Linked DNA regions of Homo sapiens: region 1 is linked to region 2. A link is an interaction called in ENCODE POLR2A ChIA-PET data of the cell type or tissue named here. Cell type or tissue: OCI-LY7. All regions are shown on one strand. Links, peaks and the distances in the headings refer to the core of each region. The heading gives the core; the rest is flanking DNA. Region 1 has its middle 160 kb from the start of LINC01148. Region 2 has its middle 210 kb from the start of LINC01148.

Region 1 (9,035 bases), core at 785-8,784, 52 kb before region 2:
AAGTAGAATGTTCTTTGACTCAGTAAACATACCTAAAAGTTAATATATATTGTTGGCATTGATTTCTCCTACTCTTGCATCCTCACCCTAGGTGAAAAGAAAAAAACTAAGTTTGTTCACCAGTGTTTTTTTTTTAATATAAACCTATGCAAAAAGGGATAAATAAGACTGGTATGGGTCAGACTAGTCTCACATAAAACCGTAAAAGGAAGAGACTAACATGATATAAGAGACACGTCTTCTGCTTTACTTGTGTTTCTCATGATCGGTTTACTCAGTTCTCATGGTCAATATGTTGTCCTCTAAAATTCTTCTTATATTAAACAAGAAAGGGGATAAAAAATGGATTATATGCCATTAGAAGGTTAAAATGGAAAGATGTTGTTTTTCTAGCAAATGTTAGAAAGATGGTGAACTCTTTTCCATTGGCATTGATTAGTTGATCACATCTGGCCTTGGGGATCTGGGAAACAAGGCTTTAGCATTTGTAATGAATAGTCCGGATCATCTAGGGGAAGAAAGCCAAGATTTTGAGCCGATAGACCTACATTTGGGTTTCAACTGCATCTATTATTAGCTTCATAACTGAGCAAGTCATTCAATCACTTTAAGACTAGGAACCCTCATCTATAAGATGGGATGATACAAATATCTATTCTATTCCCGTCTCAGACTCAAAGCATCAGAAGCATTACCATGTCAATATTGACAAACTTTAAAGGTTCACTTAAAGAAGAAAAAATAAATTCCCATTCAAGCACCCAAGGAAGGGCAAAATGAGTAGAGAGAAGATAGAAGATTTTTTAAATCAGAGTAACACTAAGTGCTGAAACAGGTAAATCTGGAAAGCTCAAAACCTTGACACAATATAATTGCAAGTACAACTGAAAGAAATTCTGGAGAGAGATCCTTTGGAATCTTGGAAGGGTGACTCTGCTCAAAGTGGTATTAGTGACCCTTGTAACCATGAAGGTCTGTGATTAATTCTCTGTATTTGGCTAACCAGAGAGCAGAAAGAGAATCTCAATGAGAAAAAAAATCTCATTGGGAACTTGGGGCTAGACTTGGAAGTGGTATATAACCACTTTCCCACTTTCTGCTTTCTGGAATTAATCCTGCAAACGCACCAAGATTGTGATTTTCTTCTTCCCATGTGCTTATCAGAAAATGAGAAAAAATAGTGAATGCATGGCATCCAGTGAATTATAAAAGCCTCCTTGAAAGAGAAGACATACGAAAGGTATCCAGAAATATTTATGAGGACAAATGAGTGATAAAGAATTAAATTCCTAAATCATAGATCACAGAACATTGTTCTTATTCTGAGGTCTCTGGATGTCTAGATATTGATAATAACAGCCTCCAGAACATTCAAGTTATTAAGGAAAACATATGCTACTAATTAGAAAGTAAAACAGCACAGTATATCTAAGTATCAAATATATAATTAAACAAGGCAATTTAACATCATTTGGAAGTTACTGCTTTTATTGTACACTCAGTTGTTTTTGTATTTTATTAATGTAATATTAGAGGGTGACTTAATGTTTTTCTTATATATAATTTGTTTGGTTGACAAGAACTTTCAAATACAGAATCCTTTGAGGAAAGTACATCCTAAAAGGATTGTAAAGCAGTGGTGAATGATCACCCTACATATAATCACTAGACTCAATATGTATTGTGAGAAGTCAAATTTGAAATAAGCAAAAGGTCTTTTGTGGGTGGCCCTTCACCAATCCCTCTAGCCATAGTCTTCAAAGATTGATTGAAATTTGTGGGTGGATCTTTGGCATTGTCAAAATCAACCATGGCATCAACAGAAACAATCATGTTCTTAATGGCCATGACTTACACCCTGACTACATGACCCTTTTTCCAAAATCAGCCAAGCAACTAGCAGGTTCTGAAAATGAGTGTAGTAGTCTGTTTTCACACTGCTGTAAAGAAATACCAGAGACTGGGTAATTGATAAAGAAAATAAGTTTAATTTACTTACAGTTCTGCATGGCTGACTCCCCAGGAAATTTACAATCGTGGCAGAAACTTACAATCATGGCGAAAGGTGTGGTGAAAGCAAGGTACATCTTCCCATGGTGGAGCAGGGGAGCGAGACAAGTGAAGGGCAAAGTGCCACACAGCTTTAAACCACCAGATCTCATGAGAACTCACTCACTATCATGAGAACAGCAAGGGGGAAATTTGCCCCCAAGATATAATCACTGCCACCAGGCCCCTCCCCTGATATGTGGGGATTATAGTTCTACATGAGAATTGAGTGGGGACACAGAGCCAAACCATATCAATGAGGCTCTGCAGTTATTCCCCAGTCCTGTTCAGTGATGCCCATATAAATGTATGGGCATGATAAACTCAAAGTTTTCATTTTATATTTAAAAAAACCAGAAGTTAATACAAGAAACGTGCTTTCTATTTAAAAGAAAAAAAAATGATTTTTGGTGTTCTAGCCCAAATTTTTCATACTGCATTATATGTATAAGCCTCAGGAAGTTGTTCATCACTTATTGGCCCACATAATGTCTAAATTCTAGACTGAGACAAGTTATGACTTGTATCACTGTTTCAGAAACATGAGTGAATAAGAAAAGAAAAATAACTCAAGGAACAAAACAAGACAAAGAAAGAGGACTCAAAAAAGTCTGTGTGTGTGTGTGTGTGTGTGTGTGTGTGTGTGTAATTATCATAATCCAAACTTATATTACTTTTGCTCTTTAAAGGAAGGTTCAGTCTTTATTTAGTAAAGTAGACCAAATGTGTCCATGTTAGCATCTCTTTTACTTTGGAAATGGAAGTGGGTCAGAAGCTCCCTCTGAGGCGGAAGTTGAAAATCTGTAGCTTATGACCATTAGATGAGCTTTTTATTTGCCCACATTCCAATCAGTTGCCAAAAATAAAACTAAGAAGACTGCACAGAAAAAAAAAATCTGCATTGGGCACTTTTTTTTTTTTTTTTTTTTTTTTGGAGACGGAGTCTTGCTCTGTCTCCCAGGCTGGAGTGCAGTGGCGCGATCTCGGCTCGCTGCAACCTCCGCCTCCTGGGTTCGAGTGATTCTCCTGCCTCAGCAACCCCCGTCCCAAATAGCTGGGACTACAAGTGCACACCACCACACCCGGCTGATTTTTGTATTTTTAGGAGAGACGGGGTTTCACCATATTGGGCAGGCTGGTCTCGAACTCCTGACCTAATGATCCGCCCTCCTCAGCCTCCCAAAGTGCTGGGATTACAGGCACGAGCCACCGTGCTCAGCTGCATTGCCCTCTTCTGTTGAAAAATGATCTAAGAACTGAGTCAACATTTCTGGAACTGATGGCAGGAGAAATTCTTACTATGGATATATACCCTGCAGTTCACCAGAGGCTCCAGCACTCCTCAATACTTTACCTAACATCACCAAGCACTATCACCTCCCTGCTCTTAGCTACTGATGTGCCACATTCTTGGTGCCTAGAGGCTTCTGAGTTTGTGATCCCTTTCCAAAACACTTTACCTTCCATCTCTGTGGCTTTATACAAATGAATTCTACTCTCAGTGTTCCCATCCGACAAATGCATGTGATTAGCTCTATTTTATAGCATTGCTTCTTTGATGATATAACATCATATGTGAAGGGCTTTGTGCAGATTCTGGTGCATATGATGCATAAGTAAACCCTGTACCCATTCCAAAATTTCAGTAAATATTATGGAAGAATTAAGCTGCTGCAATTTTCATAGTACTTAGCAACATTTTAGCAATGACTCTGTTCTAATTGACTGTAGATTATCCATCAGATTTATATAGATCAAAAAGTAATTATAATAACAATAGCCAACATTTATCAAGTACATGTAGTGTGCCAGAAACTTTGTTTAAACACAGAAACATTTTTAAATGTTAAATCATGTGCCTGTTTTTATGTGTCTTAGAAAAAATATATGTAATACATCCCCTCTATGATTTCCCTGATATTCTTGCATTGATAAAAACAGAGCAGAGCTGGGTAAGGAGGTGGATGAGATCACTGAGTTCATTTAAAGTCTACCTGTGTTAGTCCGTTTTCACATTGCTATAAAGAACTACCTGAGACTGGGTAATTTATAAAGAAAAGAGGTTTAATTGACTCACAGTTCTACATGCCTGATGAGGCCTCAGGAAACTTATAATCATGGTGAAAGAGGAAGGAGGAGCAAGCACCTTCTTCACAAGGCTTCAGGAGAGAGAGCCAGAGGAGGGGGGACGTGTCACACTTTTAAATCATCAGATCTTGTGAGAACTCACTAACATGAGAACAGCATGGGGGATACATGGGGATTACAATTCGACATGAGATTTGGGTGAAGACACAGAGCCAAACCATATCACTACCTAAGTAAAAAGTCACATAAATAAATATGTGACAGACCTGCAATTGGATGTAACAAAAATATGGTGATTATTATCTAATAAATAATCACTCCAAAATACCAGTTTAGGAGGTTAATATCTAACCAGCTCCAATTCTTAGCCTCAACAGATGCTAACACAAAGAGGTGTCTCTCTCATATCCAATACTTGCACACTAATGGCCAAGCTGTCATGGTCTCAGCTTCTCCCTTGTAAGCATATTTCTCTTGTGGCCTTTCTTTGGTCAGTGCTGCTTTACAGTGAGAATGTTACCTGTTTCTTCCAGGAGACTGCACACCTGTTTCTGCCAGAAGACAGGTGGCTTTAGAAGGCAAATGGGTCTGGTTCCTATGACATTTTGTTGAACAATGAATCATGCAAAACAAAATCCTTTATGGCTCGTGAAGCCGGGCTAATAAGGCAGATGTCCTCTAAACAGTTCCTTGGGGCCTAAAATGCAAATATTAATGTGCTGATGATCACTGAACCCTAGTTTTAGTAACTGGTTTTATCTTCATTATCTCCTATTATTCTCTGTGAAAAAAAAATCCATTCTCAGCTAATGATGGATAGAATACAACTGATATCAAAAGGTTTATATGGCCTCACTATCAATAAATGGAATCAAATCTCTCTTAAGTGGTAATGATATTCCAGAAAGGGCAACAGATAGTAAGACCATGGCAATAGAACATTCGGTGATGATTCCTTCACATGAAAACTTATTATCATTGCTAATTGGTCATTGCTACCTATTATTTTAGGCATATTGGATATGTTTTCTTATAAATGTAACAACTCTAGCTTACTTACTTCAAGAGAAAATCTTTACTGGCAGTACACATGATTAAACTATGCAATAGGGCACCATCGTTCAACTTAAACAATACTAAAGAACGTTATTATGTCAAATGGCCTGATTAAAAGGCCATTTTAATTTCTACTCAATAACACTAAATCCAAAAACAAGTTTTGACTATGAGAATATCAACTTTTTGCCAATCTTATTCCTGATTATTTTCATTTTACTTTTGTTTTCCCTCAATTTTCTAGTGTGTTCTGGAATTGTATTCTGGTAAAGCTATGATATTCATATATGAATTACTTAATACTTCTAATCATAAATAACTTGTCCATATAATAAAAACACTAGTAGGAAAGAGTAATTGGAAGTAGCAATGGAAAGGTTAGACTCTGGCAATGGTGTGTAAGTTTGCTGCCATCTATAGGCTGGCAGTAAAGTTCAAGGCCAAAAGGAACCTTGACCAGGTTTACCCACATTGTTAATACAAGAATCATATGTTTCCTGACAACTAAGAATCCTGGGATTTTCAGGAGAATGGGTAGTCAGCATAATTTTGCTTAATTTCTCTCTACGTAATTTATGAAAACTTGGCTGAAGACTTGAGTGGAATTTGCACGTAAAGTAATATTAGAATAGGCAGTTCTTTTAATAAAATATATTTTCTTTCATTTGGAGATCAGTAAGTTTTTTTTTAAAAAAAGCAAAAATGGAAATGAAGTATTAGGACACATTTATGCTTTTCACTTGAGATAAATGTGGAAGTCATACATAATTTACTATTTGCCATCTCATATTCTCTAGCCAGTAATGAAACTGTCTCCTTTACCTTTATGTATCATTGTTTTTTCCTAAAAATCGGAGTCATGCCTAGTATCTACAACCCCTGAATAAGATGAATTTTTAAAACACTGTTTTGAAACCATGTACATGTATTTATTCACAGATTTTTCTTTTTGGCATAAATACCCAAGCCTCTGTGAATTCAGGTTTTGACAAGAGCGCTGACCTGTACGGGTTTTTGCAAAACATTCATCCTTTATCACTCTTCTGCCTCTGGACTTAAGAGCTAGTGTGGGGCCCTGTGCAGAGCTCCCCAGAGGCAATGCCTGCGGAAAAGAAGGCCAACCTGGTTATGGCCCAGACACCATTTCTTCAAATATTCAAAATGCAGTGTACTTGGACATTGCAGTGCTACAGGTCTTGCTAGAGGCTTGCTGAGGGGCCTAACAGCCGTTGCCACCACAGGTGGCTTCCAAAGACGTATGGGAGAAAGAACACAAATCAGTTGCTAATCATTCTGTTTCACTTCTGCTGTTAACACGTGTCTGAAAGTCTCTCCCAGCCTTGTTTCACTGCCCTGGATTGGAAATGCAGATGTTCAAGACTTATCTCCTTAGCAAGATTGTCAACCACTACTTAAGAATAGAGCTTTGTGCCTCTCATAATCAGACCTGCAGTGTTTTGCACTTATTAGAATCAATAAGTAGTTACCAAATAACTGAAAAGACTAAGAAGCTAAAAACTACTGCTGTGAATTAAAATGTAAAACATGCAGGTTTAGCCCTGGTAAAGAACTAGAGATGGATTCTCTCTACCCATCTCCCCCAGCCTATGCAAAAGTTAAAAAAAACTTCAAATTCTTGCTAATTAAAAGGCTATGATCTGGACGGGCGTGGTGGCTCAGGCCTGTAATCCCATCACTTTGGGAGGCTGAGAGGCGGGTGAATCATGAGGTCAGGCATTTGAGACCAGCCTGGCCAACATAGTGAAACCGCGTCTCTACTAAAAATACAAAAAATTAGTGAGGCATGGCGGCAGGCGCCTGTAATCCCAGCTATTCGGGAGGCTGAATTGCTTGATCCTGGGAGGCAGAGGTTGCCGTGAGCAGAGATCGTGTCACTGGACTCCAGCCCGGGCAACAGTATGAGACTCTGTCTCAAAAAAAAAAAAAAAAATGCTATATCTGCCCAACCCTTTTCCTTTGCATCTTCTTTGAGTTTCTCCCCCAGGCTCTTAGTCCTTGTCCTACATCTATATAACTATAGTAACAATGACTGATATTAATTGAAAGTTTCTTTATGTTCCTAAAACTGTACTAGTTCTCAAAACGCTAGAAGGAACATCCTAGAGTATGCTTTATTCCATCTAATTCAGTCTGCACGTAACCCACAGTATGAGCAGTGACTGAATCCCATATTCAAGTTGTGCCTTGGACTCTGTGCCTAATTCTCACCTACACGATTCTGCTGTAGAAAGATCACTGGCCCAGAAGTCAGAGGATATAAGCCTAGTCCCAGTTCTTCCAATTATGAAATATGGAGTGAGTAAGACACTTAACTTCACTAAGCCTCAGTTTCCCTGTATATATAAAAGTCCTAATGCTTTTTAAAAATATTTTTTTGTTTTGCAGATTGTGTAATACTATTAAATAATTTATTTGAAAGCTCTTGACGTTTTAATACTATTATTTAATGTTGATATGGCATTTTTCCTTTATTAGTCTTATTTAATAATTACTATTATCATATATGGCATTTTTCCTTTATTAGTCTTATTTAATAATTACTATTATCATATATGGAGAGAATATTAGTTTTTGTTGGCTTGTTTGTTTTTAATCACTTATACCTTAAAACTTTTTAAAGAACAAAAAAAGGGTACAAGTAAAGTAATAAAATGATTTCAACTTTTTAGGAAAATAGATCTATACTAAATGAAATCATAAGATTAAAGAGATGTAAAATATCTTTAAAATTTACTCACCTGGTAAGAAAAACATAGCGAACAATGCAGATAAGTTACTATAGTTAATTACTGAAAGATTGAATTACAAAAAAATATGCTGATGTTAATTTGGAAGTTGAAAGTTGTCTGCTAACACAGAATGATGCAAATGACATTAGTATTGGGTTTGAATTATTCAGATAACTTTTTCAATTTTTCATCTTATTTTGCCTTTAAAAATCACACTGTACCCCATAAATAAGTACAACTATTATGTGTCAATTAAAAACAAAATAAAACCTAAAAAAACTCTTTGAATCATCAAGTGTTAGCTATTCAGTAACAATAGATAGCAAAAAAGTTTTTTAATGTGCCAATGTATGTGATGCAGTGTGTGAACTATAAGCTCCTATGTAAGTACATATAGATTGATAGTTATTGCTACCAGATTAATACTGGAAATCAATGGGGTGATGGGTGTTACAGGCAGATCACCCTCACAACGTGATTACACTCACCCTCCCGGGGCCCTCTGACCACCCAGTTTCCAAGAGTCTTCCTTGATTGAATTAGCCCAAGTCTCAGTACTTTCTGCTTTTTTGGACCTCAGCTGTAGTGTCTTTAATGTTCCCTAATTTGCTTCAAATATTCCCGTTTTCTATGACTTGCTTATTGAGGTCAAGGAGGTTTTTTTTTTTTTTTTTTGGGATTGTTTGTTTTTTCCCTAACAAAGTACTTCTACTATACCACGTATTCACCATACCTAATGAAGGACTATTGCAAAATAGAGATAAACATCTGAGAACAACCTTGCAAGGAATCTGTTTTCTATTATCAAATCCCTCTCATGCACCACTTCAAAATCATCTTGCTTCACCTGTGCCTCCAGCTATAGCTGCAGGAACTAGTTTCTTGCTGGCTTCCAGAGGATCCTCTTCTAGCAGGTACAGCCTTTTCCTGAGGTAAACGAAGTAGCTCTTCCTTCCTTCCTGGGGTGGTGGGGAAGGGATCTTCTTGTCTTACACCTTAGCAGCTAAAATGTGTGTGTATGTGTGTGTTTAGAGTGGAGTCAATGCCTATGGGGTCATTTTTAATCAACGTGGTGAGAGCAAGTGGCTGTTT
Region 2 (9,035 bases), core at 290-8,289:
AACCTGACCAAATAATATAGTGCCACTCCACCTTAGTTTTCACCATCTGTAAAATAGGAATATTAATAGTGTTTTTTAAACAAGATTGCTGTTAAATACATAAAACTCCATTCTTTGTCCTGAAAAAGTCATAATCCATGTTGATGTATGTAGTTCTCTGACTTACATTTCTAAACTTTTCTGTCTCATAAGGTAGCCACTAGCCACATGGAACTATTTAAATTTTAATAAATTGAAATTAACTAGAATTAGAAATTCATCCCCTCCATTACCCAGACACATTTCCCATGTTGGCTAGTGGATATTATATTGCACATGGCAGATATAAACATTTCCATCACTATGGGAGTTCAATTAAACCTTCCTTTAAACTATTAGCATCTAATATTAAGTTGAACTTGTTAAATTGAGTTTAGCCTAAAGCTGCATCCTTACATATTTTAAGTTCAGCCTAAAGGTGTCTCTGTACATTGAGAACTACAACCTGAATGGAGTTATATACAGATTGTAGTCTATTCTTGGCCACTCAAAGATGGCCAACTGTTCAAACTATTCAAATAAGGCAAATGATGAGCTGAGAGCAATCCAGCTGTTTCTGTACTTCACTTCCATTTTCTTTACATCACTTCCCTTTTTCTGTTCATAAATCTTCCACCACGTGGCTTTGCTAGAGTCTCTGAGCCTACTCTGGCTCGGGAGGCTGCTCGATTCATGAATCGTTCTTTGCTCGATTAAATTTTTTAAAATTTAATTCAGCAGAAGTATTTCTTTTAACAGATGACATTAGAAGTGGGATCCAAAACAGAGCTTCTAATAACCCCCAGGAGTGCTGAGTGACCAAGTGAGGTACCTGCCTGGCCCATCATGCCCATTGCTCTCTTGGAGTAGCTGGGGATCATGCTGAGTTCTCTCGGATTCTGAAGCTCCATGAATTTGTGTTTTGAGCTCTCTGAGTTTATTTGAGCAAATTTCTGATGCAAACTGGATTTAGACATCAGGACAGAAACTGGACCGGGTCTAGGATCAGATTGGATCTAGTAATTAACTGGTTTGGATCCAGTTAGAGGCCTCTCACATCTCACTGTGTCAAAAATAAACCAGTAGTAAATGGCAATACTGCAGGAGGTGTAAAATTTAGCTTTTTGAAATTTGCAGGGATTTTTGTGTTCTACCTCTTTGTTACATTTTTCTTGAGCACTTAAGTAGGAAAAAAAAATCATTGGCTAACTTGATCAAGGAAACCTGAGAGCCAAAGCCAATATTTGAGGTAAAAATGGGATCTTTAATTTCTATAGAACTGAGTTCTTTCCAGCTTATACATGCATAAGTACTAGGCCCCAGAAGTAGCAAACTCTTACAGAAATGGTGAAATCTGACTAAAGATATGTTACAGTGGAATGTTCCAGATGACTACATTGCACTGAAGTGCATTTGAAAATGAGGGCTCCCAAATTAGTCTCATCTAGGGATGCCTGTTGATATGCAGAAGGTTCTAAAAAGATTTCAATACTTTTATTTAAAGACTTTATAAAAGGCAAATAAAATGCTTACGTGACTAATTGAAAAAAATTAAATTTGCTAAACTTTTGTCCTAGTTACTATCCCATCGCAAAGGTGGAAGGAAAGCTATCCTAGATAAGGTGTGTATATAAGGTAGGCCGTCAGGTAAAATAGGCGTATTTCTTTTTCAGATCTATCCATGCTGCGTCCAGGCATATAATGCTTTGTTAGCCCTATTCCTTAATGGGCTTGACCCATTACCCTGAACTGAGTAATTTTAGCTAAAAAACAGTAGCTGTTTCAAGAGGAACACCCTATTAAACTAAAATACACCTTTTTGGAATTTAATTGCCTATATTGAAACTCTTTTGTAAAAGAAATTTACGTCTATAAAGGAAATCTGCATTTTTAAGGATGTCTGCCCCTGTACATTAGGAACTCATACCATTCTTTTAAATTTACATAAGAAGTCATACCTTTGTTTAAGCTTTTCTGGCCATCTTAAGTGAACTTTAATTTGAGCAATGTTTTCCCCCTTGGTTTGAGCAAATGATGATACAATATTTAGACCTAAAATCTTAGCTCTGTGCTTATAAAATATAATTTTTTGTTCCACCTATGAGTTATCCTTTTAGAAATGCAAGTTTGTTGCCTAGTTAAAAATACTTAGGGCAATGAAACCAGTAATTAGAATATTGATAGACAGAATGTGGAGAACAAAAAGTATTTGAAAGCCCGCAAATGAAAATCCTTTATGAGAGCTATAGGAGCCGCATCTGTGTGTTTGTATGTCTATATGTGTTATGTGTATGTGATATTTGGTAAATAAAACTGGTTTTTAAATTGTTGGTAAAATAGAAATTGTTTCAAAATTATCAGTTAAATATAATTAGCTACTTGCTTGATTTGACTGTGAGCTTATGTCTTTGGTTTAGAGTCTCTGGGTTCAGAGGTCTGGATAGATGGCTACAATCAGGTCTGGATAGATGGCTATAATCAGGTCTGGAGACATGATCTTAGTGCCTAGACCAGCAGCTACAAGCCAGAATTAAGCCTGATAATGGCCCCTTTTCCCTCTGCTTTCCCTGTTTTGCCTCCTGGCTATTTTGGGAGGGGTTGGATCCTCAAGGTATAGCCTTCACAGCTTTGACTTCTGACCTGATGGATGCAGAGAGGTCTTGACCTTCACAGTCCTCCTGGGTGCCACGTGGCTACTTAGGACCTAGAATTACTGGGGGAAGACATTAGGGAAGCTACCAGTGTAGTTTGTAGCTTCAAAATTATTTCCAGTAATCTAAAATCCTAGAGTCATGTTATGTTAAAATAGGTAATAGATAATCATAAACTGTCTGAGTCATCTTTAAGGTACTGAAATATTAATTTATTAGACATGAGTTTAAGTTTATATACCTTGACATGTTGTTTTATATAGCACAGAAAAGCTAAATATATTTAGATCTGTTGATAATAATTTGAAGAATTGAAGTTTCTTCAAACTTTAGAAAATTGAATTTTAAAATGGAATTGAAATTCCTTCAAACTTCAGAAAACTTGGGAAAACTATTTTTCTAAAAAAATTATAAAAATTTTTTATCTACAAATACTGATATAAAATTACTTTCAAAATTACTTTCAAAATTACTTTTGAGGGTTTTCACTAGAAATTAGGTTTACTAAGAGTAAAAACTACTAGATATGAGAGAAACAATTCTGTATGCAGAGTGTATAAACTAATGCAAAATATGCATTTGATGAGGAAAGTTAAAAGGGCATAAAAATGTGTGTTAAAAATTTTGTCTGGTTTCTTAAAGGTTTCAGATTGAAGGAGTAAAAAATTTGATAAAATGAGATAAATATAGAAAGTTGGAAAAAATGTAAAATGAAAAGTTTATGAAAATCTTGTTAAAAGATTATAGATTTGACAAATTTATTTAGGATGTTTTATTAAAATTAGTTTTAATATTGATAATACACTAATACAAAAGTAAAATTTGGTTTTCTGTTTGGAACAAAAATTTTGTGTATTATTAATAAGACATTAAAATATTTTTATTCACTTTTTGAGTAAACTGCAAAAGGGGGGAAAATGGGGAGAGGAAAGAACAAGGAGACAGATTTCATCTCATGATATCTTAGGTCTTTGGTGGTTTGGAAGACTGACTCTTTTTTATCAGAGTACAGGTTTTTGTTTTTAAAAATCTTTTAATTGTCACTTTGGTTAAATGAGTGACTATTGCTTTACAGTGACCTGTCTTCCTATTTTGGTCAAGTATTTTAAACCTTTTACATAGTTGACAGGCTTCCCAAAATCAAACTTCAGCTTCAAAATTAAGTCGTTTTTGCCCTCTAACTTTGGGATGCTACAGAGAGCACCTGAAGCACCCAAAAGAGAGGTAAACAGGATTATCTGACATGTTAAGTTAGATGGGAATCATTGTCAAATAAGAAATAATGTTTAGCCTTCTTCAGGTTATATTTTAATGAATGTGTTCCAAAATTGTATGGAATTTCTAAAATTCTAATATACCTGAGTGTATGCTATCAATTATAATTATGGTTATTAAGTAATTGTAGACCACAGAAATAACCAAATTTCCTTGTCAATTGTGTCTTTAATTATGACTATTTTAAATTCACAGTTAATTGCTTAATTCTGATGCAGTTTCTGAAAACTCCACCAGTACTCAAAATCCTAGAATATGTTGTCTTTAAGGAGGTTCATGAAAGGATGGAAAAGACCCTGAAAATCACTCTTGGATACAGATTTCTATTGACTTTAAAATCATATTATTTGGACTGGGTAAGAATTCCTGGAACTTTAATGGAAAGACTGACTGGTTTATAAAACTGCTAACCCAAGCAGAACAAAAATTAATTGAATACCAAGATAATACTTTGCCAGATTTGTATGTTAAATCAGCCAATACTGAATTTGTTTAGATACACAACTTGAATGAACTCCATGGCCTAAGTTAAATTACCTATGATAATCCATCAGTTACCAGTGCTATGCACCTGAATTGGAGAAACAACTGGTATTCAAGAGGACGTGAGTCCAATATTAAGCATGGACTCCTGAAGAACCAGAACAGCCATCTTGTCCTTCCTGAGTCTTTAAAGCTTTTGTTATTAAAAGTTTTGCATTCCATGACTCATCATGGAAAAAATAAAATGATCCAAATTATATATATATATATATATGTGTGTGTGTGTGTGTGTGTGTGTGTGTGTGTGTTGACTTCTAAATGGCTAAAATTGTTTGTGACCAACGTTTGGTTTGTCAAACCCATGTTCTTGGGAAGAAAATGAAAACTTCAGGTGCATTCAGCTACCTGATGGGCCATTTAAACCTTTATAAAGGGATTTCATTCCATTGTCATTTCTTCAATGCATGTTTTCTGGTTATATCAAAGCTTTTCCATCTACGAGGGCTGATACTATAACAGTAGCTTATTATGCCACAGAGTGTTTTCACCATGTAATGAAAGCTTATCATGGTTCACCGACTGAAGACAATCAACCCCTTCACAATCAAGAACCAAAAGATTGGATCTTCTGAGAACATCAGAGAGAGTGCCCTTGCCAACCATACTGCAGCAAAACTTTGGGACCTTAAACCTTGGGTTCATAACCTCACAACTCAGAAAAGCCCCTCCACACTCTTGGAACTGTACACCCATTGGAAACCTTAAGATAAAGCTAACTAGGGAGGTTTCTCTGCTGAAGAAGATAGCATCCTTGATGTGGACAGCTTTTTCCCAAGATCATGGATCAAGATTTCTCTATTAAGATGAGACTCCTAACTTACTTTTTTTTTTTCCTCCTTGCTTATGCCTCTGTGAACAATAGAAGTGAAAAGGGGGTCTATTGTGCGCACTCGTGGGGTATACTTTTATTTGTGAAGGATTTTGAAGCCAGCCTTATACCTGGATAACCTTATGACTTGACAGATGGAAGATGAAGGCCCAAAGTAGGTGAGAAACTTTAATGGTATATACATTGCCTCATAATCAGTCAGAAACCAAACATTAGTCCACTCCTCTTAACCTACATCCTAGGTTAAAGAGAACATTGCCAGGAGGCCTTCACTCTTCTAGAGTGGTATAATTTGTTAGGTCCTTTTTTCCATGGTTTGGAGTAAATGAGGCAATGATTAGAAATTTACTCTCATGATAGGTTGTATAGCAGTTTCGACTTTAAATTCTGTTGTGAAGATTATGCAAAATAATAGAATTGCTCCAGATCACATACTGGCTAAACAGAGAAGTATCTGTGCAGCTGCTGGCACTTGTTGCCCATGGAGAAATACATCATATCAGGTATTATAGAGATTCAGTTGTAAGGGATTAATGAATCCCTTACATGAAGAGACTGCTTAGTTAAAGAGAGTAGACTCTAGGCTGGGCATGGTGGCTCACGCCTGTAATCTCAGCACTTTGGGAGGCAGAGGGAGGTGGATCACAAGGTCAGGAGATCAAGACCATCCTGGCCAACATGGTGAAACCTCATCTCTACTAAAAATACAAAAATTACCCGGGCGTAGTGGCGGGCGCCTGTAGTCCCAGCTACTTGGGAGGCTGAGGCAAGAGAATTGCTTGAACCCGGGAGGCGGAGCTTGCAGTGAGCCGAGATCCCGCCACTGCACTCCAGCCTGGGTGACAGAGCGAGACTCCGTCTCAAAAAAAAAAAAAAAAAAAAAAAAGAGAGAGAGAGAGTAGAGAGTAGACTCTATCTAGCTCATTTATCTAGCTCATTCTTTGATCTATTAGATTTTAAGTGATTTGGTTTCTTGGGACCCTGGCTAAGGAGCATACTCCAAACTCATGGTATTATCCTACTGATAGTTATAATAGTAGCCTTCCTGGTGCACTGTATTCTCTTAAAAGTTTTAAATGTTCACATGCAGCCATCTTTAGAATGTAAAAGAATGTCAACCTCCCTTCAACTGCAATGACAAGAGCTTAAAGAAAAGTGTGAACTTGAGGGTACCATAACCTATGAATGACATGCTGTGACCAAAAACCCGAAATGATGGTGACTGGGAGTGGCACTAAGGCCCTAGGTTTTGGTCACACTCTCACCTATGTGAGAACCTGACCAGAATGGGGGAATTTTTAAACAAAGTTATGGGAGGCCATTGTTTTGAACTGAGCTCATGCACCAGTCCCCAACAGACCAGACCAAACAAAAATGGAGTAACTTGGGCTAAATATGACATAATCAAACTAAGACATTAGAGAAACACATAGATCCTAAAACAAACCAGATTTTGTTTTTCTCCTGTTCCAGCATAGGAGGTAACCTCTACTCTGGCCGTTACAAAAAAAATAACCTGAAGTTCTTGTTCCCACCTTATAAAACCCACTGTTCTGCTATTTTCCAGATGGTTTCAGGACCAAATAAATACATTTATGATGGCAATAGTGGCATCAATGACTAAAGTTTTGGTCAGTCTCTCAAGATTGAGAGGATGATCAAATGGTGAGGGTTGTTAAATCAAGTTTAGCCTAAAGCTGCCTCCTTACATATTTTAAATTCAGCCTGAAGGTTTCTCTGTGCATGGTGAACTATAACCTAAATGCAGTTGTAAACAGGCTGCAGTCTACTGTGGTTCCAGTCACTGAGTTTGGCCAATCAAAGGTGCCCAACTGTTTAAACTGTGTTCACATAAGGCAAACACTGAATTGTAACCAATCCAGCTGTTTTTTTAAATTTTTATTTATTTATTTTTTTACATCACTTTCCTTTTTCTGTCCATAAATCTTCTTCCACCACTTGGCTGCACTGGAGTCTCTGAGCCTACTCTGGCTCAGGAGGCTGCCCAATTCATGAATCATTCTTTGCTCAATTAAACACTTTTATCGTCTAAAGCCAGAGTAGGCTCAGGAGTGGAGAGGGATAGCATTAGGAAATATACCTAATGTAAATGACAAGTTAATAGGGGCAGCACACCAATATGGCACATTTATAAGTATGTAACAAACCTGCACGTGGTGCACATGTACCCTAGAACTCAAAGTATAATAAAAAATATATATGTCTAAAAAAATAAACACTTTTAAATTTAATTCAGCTAAAGTTTTTCTTTTAACAAACTACATAAAATTACTACATATAATTTGTAAATGCAAAATAATCAACCATTAGCAACACTGCACTGTTAAACCACATGCGTCTCAGATACTAGTGGTCACCTCAAACTCAACATATTCAAGAGGAACTTCTTTATACTCTCAATACCCTCAAAAATAGCCAGCTGAGAATTAATGTAAGCCCAAATCTGGTTCACACCTTCATTTCATACACAGAAACACTATAAGCAATTTCAAAATCAGGTTTATAAGTTGATCTTTAAAAAATCCATACTGTATTTATTTTCTGTACAGCTATAAATATGTCCTGAGGTTGTAACATGGTCTTTTATAAACTGGTCTGCATTTTTAAGGTTTCCACCTTAAGTTATCTTTTTTTTTAATTTAATACATGTATTTAGCATTCCTAAAGAGTTCTTGGCAAGCATAAACTTGGCTTTTCTGGTTTAAAACTTAAGGATGTGGCCAATGTAGGAAATAAAAATTCAATTTTTAGCAATTTAATGGGACACCTAACACTCAAAGTTTTGAATTTTTGCATCTCTATAAAATTTCATTAAGCCTCCTATTAAATTACTGTTAAATAACTTAAACATACTGCTGGAATTGAGGTCCCAGTTCCTAGTTCCCTATACACTTATTGAGTATTCTGTCAAGTAGCTGATACAGCTGCAAACCAAGGGAAAAATTCTAGAATGAAAACACTACAAGAACAGGGTACAGGGGTATTGGGTTTTTGATGCTGAATTCCCAGCATCTAATACAATGTCTGACATGTAGTAGGTACTCAATAAATATGTAAGAAAGATTAAAATACTTAATATATCTTGTATAAATAAAGATTATTACATCCAATTATAATGTTATATAAACACCTCCAAACTGTTTAACATAAACACATGCAAATTCATGTTTGCGTGTCTTAGAATGACAGTGTGGAAGTCCTAACTTTATAGGGTACAACACCCTCATTTTACAGATGAGGAAACAGATTCCAATAGCTAGCATGACTTTCTCATTTAGTGGCAGCAAATAAGCGCAAAAGTAGCAACAGTAAAATCATTTGTCCAAAGAATTATTGTAAAAGTTGCCATTTATGTAGCACTTAAAAGTACCAGGCACTGTTCTAGCTTCTTTAAATACATTAGCAATTTTAATCCTTACAACAACCCTGTGAGGTGAGTGCTTTCACTATACTCATTGGACAGATAAGAAAACTGAGTACAGAGAGGTGAAATGACTGTCTCAAAGTTACCTGGTCACACCAAAGCCAGGAAGTGTAGTTCTAAAAACTTTATTCTTTTAATTTATTATTTTTGAGACAGGGTCACACTGTCGCCCAGGCCAGAGTACAGTGGCAGGATGATTGTCTTACTGCAGCCTCAACTTCCCTTAGCCTCGTGGGTAGGTTTTGTTTCAGCAACCTAGCTAAGGAGTCTGTGA

Evidence for each region. Peaks named below come from ENCODE experiments on the same cell type or tissue, not always from the same donor. Only the 100,000 strongest peaks of a DNase experiment are listed, where the experiment ranks them.
Region 1: POLR2A ChIA-PET joins it to region 2 with 5 read pairs; 2 of 35 experiments call an interaction of 5 or more read pairs at or near these places.

Annotation. Positions count from the first base shown.
Region 1 is chr14:87,060,810-87,069,844 of GRCh38, forward strand. No RefSeq gene overlaps it. Among named protein-coding and RNA genes, the nearest start is that of LINC01148, 160 kb to the left of the region's middle. In OCI-LY7, for the core only: CTCF peaks have their summits at 5,607 (motif pointing left) and 5,818; DNase peaks (open chromatin) are centred at 4,182, 4,732, 5,612 and 6,472; H3K4me3 peaks cover 2,644 bases; H3K27ac peaks cover 5,504 bases.
Region 2 is chr14:87,112,856-87,121,890 of GRCh38, forward strand. No RefSeq gene overlaps it. Among named protein-coding and RNA genes, the nearest start is that of LINC01148, 210 kb to the left of the region's middle. In OCI-LY7, for the core only: a CTCF peak has its summit at 410; a DNase peak (open chromatin) is centred at 586; H3K4me3 peaks cover 197 bases; H3K27ac peaks cover 930 bases.